Linked DNA regions of Homo sapiens: region 1 is linked to region 2. The links are chromatin loops, found by intact Hi-C in ENCODE. Cell type or tissue: natural killer cell. All regions are shown on one strand.

What was found. Hi-C counts contacts between places; a loop is a spot of excess contacts. Peaks named below come from ENCODE experiments on the same cell type or tissue, not always from the same donor. Only the 100,000 strongest peaks of a DNase experiment are listed, where the experiment ranks them.
Region 1: a loop joins it to region 2, with 6 times the contacts of the local background. A loop is called at or near these places in 3 of 110 quality-filtered maps.

The regions. Positions count from the first base shown.
Region 1 is chr12:93,851,688-93,856,687 of GRCh38, forward strand. It overlaps a transcript of CRADD not described here. Among named protein-coding and RNA genes, the nearest start is that of CRADD-AS1, 120 kb to the left of the region's middle. In natural killer cell, no CTCF peak of the experiment used is centred here; a DNase peak (open chromatin) is centred at 2,574.
Region 2 is chr12:93,770,615-93,775,614 of GRCh38, forward strand. The region is part of intron 2 of CRADD (CARD and death domain containing adaptor protein); the gene reads left to right. Among named protein-coding and RNA genes, the nearest start is that of CRADD-AS1, 35 kb to the left of the region's middle. In natural killer cell, no CTCF peak of the experiment used is centred here; DNase peaks (open chromatin) are centred at 1,607 and 2,727; H3K27ac peaks cover 1,334 bases.

The DNA.
Region 1 (5,000 bases), 81 kb after region 2:
TTAAAATGGGATTTGATTTTATAAACTTTACAATGGGGCCAGTCTGTGATCTATCCTTCTTAATAATTACGGAATCTGTTTCCTAATTCTAACATAACTCAGGATTTTTCAAAAGGGAGAAAAAAATCATGTTTTTTATTTCTCTCCATTCCAAGAATAAATTTATGGAATGGTAGAATTGAGCACGAAGTGGGTACTTAAAAAGATGACAATAGTGTGTGGATAACATCCTTTCAGGCATCTTGTAACCATATTCCTGTTACTAAAAAAGAGCTGCTATGCCACAGTTTATTCTTCCAGTGAATTCGGTTCAAAAGGATAGTCTACTGGCCTTATCAGTTCAAATTTTTCATTTTGTAGCCCAGCCAATAATTCATTATCTTATAAAATTCTCATGCTTTTGGCCATATCACTGTGCCCAGTGATAGACTGTACTGCTGTGGCATCTTCAGTGAATCACTTGTCATTTTGAACCTGGGACTTATTACATTGCTGTCTTCCCCCTGGGTTTCCTAATAGAGAGTTGCTTTGGCTTTTGTTCTCACAGCTCAGAGTCACATTCATGGATGAGTGAGTAGAGCTGGGCTCTGCTGCGTCTGACTAGATGGCATTTTAGAAGCAGGTCTGATGATTAGCTGGGTCATCTTTCCGCCATTCACCATTTGCAAGGAATCTGTCACGCATAAAGACACTCGTGGGCTCTGTCAGCAGTGAGAGACAATTAGTGAAGAACAAGCCCACGATGGGCCAGACAGACAGGGCCGAGGGGGCCCTTAGAGACCTCTGACTTGTTGCCCTTCACAAGCAGAGTGTCTTCACCACCAAATGGCGGCAGCCCCTCCCTGGCCTGCTCACGTGCTTGCAGAAGATTTGCAGAGTGGAAGAACAGAGCAGCTGAATCCCTATCTTGGTACTACCTCTGGCCATGAAGAATAATGCTACATAGCAGCTGCCTACCTCCTAACAGAACTGGGGAGGTGAAGAGCCTGCAGGGATTTCCTGTGTTTGTATGGGAGAAGATTCTACAATTTCAGAGACTGTTTATCCCCAAGAAAACTGAATGAATGCAGCGAGGTGGCAAGAGCATTTGCCGGCACTGACAGAAAGTATATGAATATATAGTCTTGCACCACTTTGGGTTGGGTTGGAGTGTGTGTGTGTGTGTGTGTGTGTGTGTGCATATGCATGCATGAGTGTGGCCCTTCATGTTTTTAAAACTATAACTTTTATTAATTTTTTCAACATGAAGTACATGTTTATTATGGCAGTTTGAAAAAAAACACAATAAGATGAAGAAAAATAAGAATTACCCCTACTCCCATCTAAGCACTGTACATCCCAATTTTTATCCCTGTCCTCCAATTAGTTTTCTCTGCCTGCATATCCTTTTCATAAAAAGAATAGGATTTTCTCTGCATTTCCTTATAAAAAGTGTTATATTTTCCAACTGATAATACACTTATTTTTTTTTGTCGATGTGGGACTATTTAGAGAGACTAAACTGTGTAATTAAAATGATGCATCTTTTTAATATTCCTCAATGGCATACTCCAAATGATCTTTATATTCATGGCTTAAAATTAACTAAATTAAGTTTTCAATTTTATTACAAGAATGGGATTATATTGTACCTGCTGCTTTACAAGTGGCATCTTTTATATAACATCAAACTGTCTTTCTGTGTCATTATTTCTCTGTGCCAATGATTTCAATATCCTTTGTGTTCACAACACACTTTCGAGTCCTATAATTTTTGTGGCATGTTTGAAGAGATAAAAGGACACTTAGCTACTAAAAAGATGACAATAAGTATAGCAATGTCTTTCACTCTCAAAACCATTGTCCCACTTTTTGCTCCATCCCCGTTTGGAACCATGTTCCAAGCAGTAGAGCTGTTTACGGCTCCCCTCTATGCACTCTTATATCCTCAAAAAGCAAAGTTTAGCACAGTCTGGGCTTTATTCTGAGATTTTATCTCTTCCTAACAGCAAGATGGCCTCTACACTGCCTGATGATCCAATCAGCTTCGTGTTCCATTTCCACAAGAGTACGTGTTCTGGGAGGGCAAATGAATTTTACCTGTTGATCCAAATGTGATGGCACGCTTATGAAGGGTTGATAGTCTACGTGTTGCCACTATTCGCTGCCGTCATTTTCAATGATGCACAGCTTTCCAGTGTGTGGATGCGCCGTCATGTCTTAACCACTTCCCTGCGTGGATCTTTAGGTCGGTTTTGCCTTTTCATTGTTATAAACAGTGATGCAAGGAAGGGAGTGTTTGTGGTTAAATCTTTACATTCATCATATGTTACAATGAACTGGATCCCTGGTTTGTTTAGCGCCAAACATATTTTAATTTTGTTCTCAATTAGCTTTTTTATATAGCAAACTACCCCCAAGATGTAATGGCTTAAAACAACAAATGTATTGGCTTAAAATTTAGCCCACAATTCTGTGAGCTGGCTGGGCTTGCTCTTCCGATCTGGGCCAGCTCAGCTGATTTCTGCTGGGCTCTCTCGTGTATCTGTGGTCAGCTGGTGGGTTGGCTGAGGCAGGATGCTCTAGGGCGGCCTCACTCATGTGTCTGGAAAGTAGTAGGCTATTTCCTGGGGCAATGGGTCGTTTGTGTCTAGGTCACACGCCTTTTATCTGTCAGGTTACCCTGCCTTCTTTACTTGGTAGTAGTGGCAGGGGTTCCCCAGACAGCAAGAAGGCAAGCCGCCATGTGGAAACACCTTTCAAGCCTCTGTTTGCATCCCTTTTGCTGACATTTCTGGCCAAAGCCAGTCATGTGCCAGCTCAGAGTCAGTGCGGGAGGGCTCTACCAAAAGGCATGGAGAGAGGAGCGGAATAATTTGGGTCCGTTTCGTGCAATCCACCACAGCCAATATTTTTAAATTGAGATTTCTGGGCCCTATTGAAAAACAATCTTTGGCTACTCTGGATCCCTGTCCTTGAATCACAGTAACAGGCAAGCCTTTCCTAGCATGCCATGGTCCTTCCCATCCCCCACCCCACAGAATGCACATCCTTTGCCCAGCTCCTTCCACCTGCTCACTACCTGCTCAGCCACATACGTTTATGGCCTCCAGACATACAGCCATGATGATGCTTAGCATAATCTCCTAGAAGTGGAATCGCCGGGCTTAAAGTATTAATAACATATTTTTAAAAACTATTTTGACTTTTTAATACTTTTTAAAAACTTTTAAAAAATATTTTAGGGATGGATGTGGTGGCTCACGCCTATAATCCCAGCGCTTTGGGAGGCTGAGGCGGGCGGATCACTTGAGCTCCAGGAGTTCGAGACCAGCCTGGGGAACATTGTGAAACCCCGTCTCTACTAAAAATATAAAAATTAACCAGATGTGATGGCCAGTGCCTGTAATTTCAGCTACTCGGGAGGCTGAGGCAGGAGAATTGCTTGAACCCAGGAGATGGAGGTTGCAGCGAGCCAAGATCGCGCCACTTCACTCGAGTCTCGGAGACAGCAAAACTCCGTCTTAAAAAAAAAATTAACTTCCGTGGCCCACTGTGAAAGTTGCTGTTGGACACACAGACACACACACACACAGGCCTGAGGCAGCAGGATGAATCTGTCTTCATCCCTTTCTCTGGGGAGTTCTCCAGGTGTGGCAGCTTTGGACAGAGCCTCACCTCATTCAGCTATTCAGCAAACTCTCAAGCAGAGGCTACTGCACACCAGTCACTCCGCTAAGCAGGGAGGCGAAAAGATTACTAATAAATACACAGTTCCTCTTCTCCAGGAACTCACTGTTTGACCAATGAGACAGACATGAAGCTCTAATTACAACACAATGCAATCAGGCCTGCGCCTGAGTATCGAGTCTATGGGAATGCAGAGGAGAAATGATCCATTTGCCTGGCTTCTTGGGAAGTGAGAGGTATGGGAAATAATAACACTGTATCTAAGGCTCTGTCACTTGGGCAAGTTACTCCACCTCTGGGTGCCAGTTTCCCCACATGTAAAATGCAAACAAATAACAGTACCCACCTATGGTCACAGTGAGGATTCCATGAGATGAAAGGTATAACATGCTTAGAACAGTGCCTGGCAAAGATGTTTTGTTAAACCATTGAGTTGAATTCTTTTGGCTATCAGAGTTTTTCTTTTTCTTTTTCTTTTTTGAGACGGAGTCTTGCTCTGTCGCCAGGCTGGAGTGCTGTGGCATGATCTTGGCTCACTGCAATCTCCACCTCCCTGGTTCAAGCGATTCTCCTGCCTCAGCCTCCCGACTACAGGTGGGTGCCACCACGCCCAGCTAATTTTTGCATTTGTAGTAGAGACGGGGTTTCGCCATACTGGCCAGGATGGTCTCAATCTCTTGACCTCGTGATCCACCTGCCTCAGCCTCCCAAAGTGCTGGGATTACAGGCGTGAGCCACTGCGCCCGGCCCAGTTTTTCTAATCTTCTTCACCCTCCCAGGGCTCTGAGAAGTGTGAGGGTAGAATCACCTCCTGCAGATGTTTGTGGTATAGAAATAGAAACTGCATAGTCCCTCAATATCTTTATCAGGACTCTAAAGATAAGTGGCTATGAACTGTGGCACACTTCAGAGCATACTCAGAGTTGGGGTGGATTCTGATCTAACAGTTGTCTACCATTAAATGAATAACTACAGTCTTTGAGCAAATTCTTGCTGATTACAAAACACTATGCAAGTTACCAGAGATACAAAGATGAATAAGCCATAGTCTCTGCTCTCAGGATCTCAGCCTGCTGGGGAGACAGCTATAACCACCAGCAACTATGGCAAGCACAGAGGGAGCAATTAAGTTGGCCACAGAGGAGGTAATACTTCAACTGAGCTTTTGTAAGTCCTGCCCAAGTTAGCATGTTGGTCTCTTTGGGAGGCCTTAATGTGTATGGGCAGCAGAATCCCATTTAATTTATTTTACATCCAGTTTGACAAATGGCTCTCCTTGCCATGGATATGCAAGATAAATATGCCTCCAAAATGTGATCTCAGAGCAATTT
Region 2 (5,000 bases):
ATATATGAATGGGTCCAGCTGTGGACTCCTTATTCTCTTCCACTGGTGTATTTCCCTTGAGCTAATAACACATACTTTGATTACTGTAGCTTAGTAGACTGAGGACTACATCTTCTTCTTTTCACCAGTTCCTGGAGATTCTTGGTTATTCTTGATCCTTCACATTTCCAAATGAAAAGATTAGAACAGCTTAGAACAGCTTGTCAATTTCCACAAATACACACAGAGACACACTCAGATTTGCAGAGATTTTTAATGAGATTGTTTTAAATCTATAGATCAATTGCTTTTACAATCAAATCTCTAAGAGAATTGATGTCTTTGCAATATTGAATCTTCCTCTTTGTACATAGAGTATCTTTCCATTTATTTGTGTTTTCTATAATTCATTGAAAGTTTTATGTTTTAGTTATTTATCTTCAACATAATTCTTTCCAATGGCTATAGAATATTTTTTGGTTAACATAAAAATTTATTAATTAATCTCCTTGTGTTGTAAACCTAGGTTGTTTCTGTTTTGTTTCATTGTTGTAAATAATGTGATTATGAACATTCACAAGTATACATATTTTAGTGCCTTTCTGTCTCCTTGGAATTGACTCCTGAAACTGGAATTTCTGGAACATACAGCTTGCACCTTCATATTCCCCAGTGAGTTCTATCATTTTAAACTCTCTCCCAGAGTTATAATAGGTTCCACTCTTGTGAACCTGGAGAATAACTCACTGTATTTTCCATTTGAATTTTTTAATTACTATTGACAGTGAACTAGTTTTCATCTGGCCATTTGTAGTTCTTTTGTGAATAGCCTTTTCATGGCTTTTGCTCAGTGTTTTTATATTTTCCTATTACTTAATAATTGCTCTTTCTATACCACATATAACCCCTTGTCACGTGTATTTACAAAATATGTCTGTGTGATAAATGAATTAACCAGTATACGTTTGTTACTGGAGTGGAACTTTACAGAAGAGCACAAAAAGAAAACCTTGTTAAGCCTGTTGGAAATGTGATTATTCCCTGAATGTTTATGTCCTTTGCACATTTAGGAATATCATAGCAATAATGAACTTAGTAGTAGGGACAATCAGCAACTAAATGAAGTAGAAGACAGATAATATAATTGCATGGGAAGAACATAGAAATTAGATCCAGAAAACTGGGTTCTAGACATGACCTCACTGCTCTTTACCTCCATGATCTTGATTAAACCATATATTCTCTCTGAGTCTTAATATCTTCATCTGTATAGTGGGTGCACTTATACTTATTTATCTTCCAGGTCTAAGATGAGATCATATATGAAAAGCAATAGTGCAAACAGTGAAAGTTATACCATAGAAATTATAATGCCAACAAATATAGTGTAAGTGTGGCAAGTTGAATGTATGCTTTATTTAAATTATCGTCTTTTGAGGTAACCTAATTTATAAAATATTCAGCCTAATGGCCATCATTCTGAGTCTGTGGTTTGTGAGTTTGTACTAATTTGCATGACTCCTTTTAAAAAGAAATGGTTTGTTGTTTGAAAAAATCAAGTTGACATCCTTTGTGACTGTTCAGAGTGTGTTTGTGGTTTATTGGCTTCTAGGGCATTAGGTTTCTGTCTCCCATATTGACAGTCTTTATGAGCTCGTTAGCCACTGTTCTGGTAAAAGCCATTTTGATCTGTGATGAGGGCACTACATTAAAAGAGTATTGAAGTTGGAAATCTATATTTTGGTTCTTTCATTAGAATGTGCCCTTTACAAAAGAGGCAATATGAATTTGCATTGCAAAGGATTGCTTATTTCTTTTTAGAACTCTTGAAGTCAGGTAATTTAATTATGTCTATGCCATAGCCTTTTATCTTCCTCTGCAAAGAAACTCTCTCTTCTGACACCTCATATTGGAAGCCGGTCTTCTTATCCCCAGAATTAATTAACATGCAAATACTTGTCTAGAGATATGGGAACAGTGCTTTTTCAATTAGCATTTAAATATCACTCTTAATGATGTTAGATTGACTCTTTTAAGGGAAAATTAAAATAGTATAGTCATCTCTGGATTATTTCCTAGAGCATATTATTGATATTTCTGAAGATATGGGCTTAGTAGGAGCTTTTATCTTCTACTGTTCACAGACTGATTGAGTCAGATCCAGGGTTGGACTGGACAGCAAAGCCTGGTTCTGGCCTTCCTTTGCCTCTGGTTTCCTAGCTAGGCCTGCTGATCGTGCCCTGCACTGCTTCTCAGTAGCAAGTGTATTTATGTAGGAGCGGCACCTGCAGGAACTGTTTGCAACTGGGAAGGGTACCCAGAAGCAAGGAGGGAAGTATAGAGGAGCTTTGGTAGCAATCATCTCCCAAAAAATAAAGAAGATGAACTTTGGAGTTAGAGATGCATAGGTTCAAATGTTGCCTGTGCCACTTTGAAGCAGTATGATGTTGAGCAAGTTACTTCCCTTCACTGAGACTCAATTTCCTCATCTGTAAAATATAAATAGTAATATTTACCAGTCAGGTTGTTAAGAGGGTTAAACATGACAGTATATATGCAATATGTCTTACGTAAGTCAGAGTAGGCTCTCTGCTGTAACAAAGAACTCCAAATCTCAGTGGTTTAACTTAGGTTATGATGTGGTTTGACTGTGTCCCCACTCACATCTCATCTTGAATTCCCACATGTTGTGGGAGGGACCCAGTGGGAGGTAGTTGAATCATGGGGGCAGGCCTTTCCTGTGCTGTTCTGGTGGTGACGAATGAGTCTCACGGGATCTGATGATTATATAAGGGGGAGTTTCCCTGCACAAGCTCTCATCTGGTCTGCTGCCATGTGAGGTGTGCCTTTCACCTTCTGCCATGATTGTGAAGCCTCCCCACCACATGGAACGGTAAGTCCATTAAATGTCTTTTGTAAACTTCCCAGTCTTGGGTATGTCTGTATCAGCAGTGTGAAACAGACTAATACAGGTTATTTCCTGCTGGAAGAAAGAGGAGGGCTTTGCTTCATGCAGACATTCAGGGACCCAGATATCTTTCATCTAGTGGCCTTGTCATTTTCTAAGGCCTTGGAACCCTCATTGAATCATCTGTCTCTGGCTGGCAGGAGACGGGAGAGAGTGAACATGGATTGTGCAGAAGGCCAGGCTGGAGGTAGGGCACATTGCTTCCACTCAGATTACATTGGCTAGAACTCATAGCCATACCTACTTTGTGAGTTTTTTTTTTTTTTTTTTTTTTGAGACAGGGTCTTGTTCTGTTGTCCAGGCTCTAGTGCAGTGGTGTGGTTGTCCAGGCTCTAGTGCAATGGTGTGATCAGGCTTGACCACCTGGGCTCAATCGATCCTCCTTCCTCAGCCTCCCAAGTAGCTGGGACTACAGGTGTGCACCACTCCACCTGGCTAATTTTTTTTTTTTTTTTGTAGAGATGGGGTTTCACCTTGTTGCCCAGGCTGGTCTTGAACTCCTGGGCTCAAGTGATCCACCCACCTCAGCCTCCTGAAGTGCTAGGATTACAGGCATGAGCCACTGTTTCTGGCCACCATAGCTACTTTCAAGTGAACCTGGGAAATTTGTGCTTAAGAGAAAACCAAAATGGATTTGTTTAATAAACACATAGTCCATCACTATGTAGTTCACCACAAACATATAGTAATACTTGTTGAATAAATGAAAGGAAGAAAAATGAAATGAATTTTCTTCTTCATAGATTCCTAGAGTATTAGAGCTGATGGGGGCCTTGGAAGTGATAGAGATTTTACCCCTTCTTTTATAGATGAGGAGCCTGAGGGCTTGAGGAATTTAGTGGCCAATGCAAGATCATCCAGCTGTTTAGTGGCAGGACCAGAACTTGAACCCACTTTCCCCAAATGCTGCTGTTTATTCTGCATTTAATTATTTAAAATATCATTGTTTTCTGCCATAGGGTTGCCCTTGCCTTTTGGAATGTGAAGATGGGTTAGGAGGTGGGAGGGGGGTTAAGGATGTTATTCTGATCATGATAGCTAGACTTCAGTTTTCTTTGGGGAAGAAGAGGTTTGGTATTTTAGGGTAGATATACCCTCAGGGCTGGAGGCTCTACAGCTTCTCAGTAATTTGTACTGAGAGTGAAAATTAATCTTCACTCACTCACTCATGTGTTTAAATAGCTTTTCTTTAGTCCCCTCCTATGTGTAACAAATCATCCAAGGTGATATGGATGCAATGATGAGCAAGATGTTCACAGCCTAAGGAAGGTGTCAAATATTTACACAATAATTACTAAATGAAATGAGGAGCAAGGAAGCAACAAGGTGGAAGGGACCAGCTGCTAGGGTGGGGAGGGAGAGGGCATAAGGAAAGCTTTATGGAGGCAGGGTCTTGAAGAATGGATCACAGTTTTTTGGGAATTTGATCTGTCCTGAAATACACACACTTGTGTTTGTGTAGTTGGTGCAAATCACCTTGGCCAGTTGTGGATGTGCATTGAGAAAAATGAAAGAAAGAAACTGACAAAAACCCAAAATGATGATCAATGCTCCTGTGAGCATTTGGTGCTCACATTTACCATTCATCGATAATTTTGTCAAGTTTTTACCAGTAAATGATTAATAAAATAACCTTCCAGATACAGCTCAAACATCAATAAGCAATATTTTATCACATGCCAGCAAGTTTTAGATCCAATGTGCCCAGCAATTTTTGGTTAGGTACAGACCCTTAGAATTTGTAGGGGCAGGGGTAAGATGCATGAAATAACAGTAAACTAAGTACCAGTATGAAGAGGAAGACACACACCCGTGTAGAGGATGTGCAAACACGTATATAGGTTTGCATTAGGAGGCCTGGTTTTCAGAAAGGTTTCTGTGAGATGTACTATTTAGAGCTGAGTTTTGGAGGGCTGATGGACATGCTTAGGAGTTGGCATCTCAAGTATAGTTACTAAATAGTGGTGAAAGAGCACGGGTTACTCTATAGTCTGGTGTAGAGGATTTTTGGAGAAGGGGGATCGAATGGAAGTTTTATAGTTAGTAAGTGGCA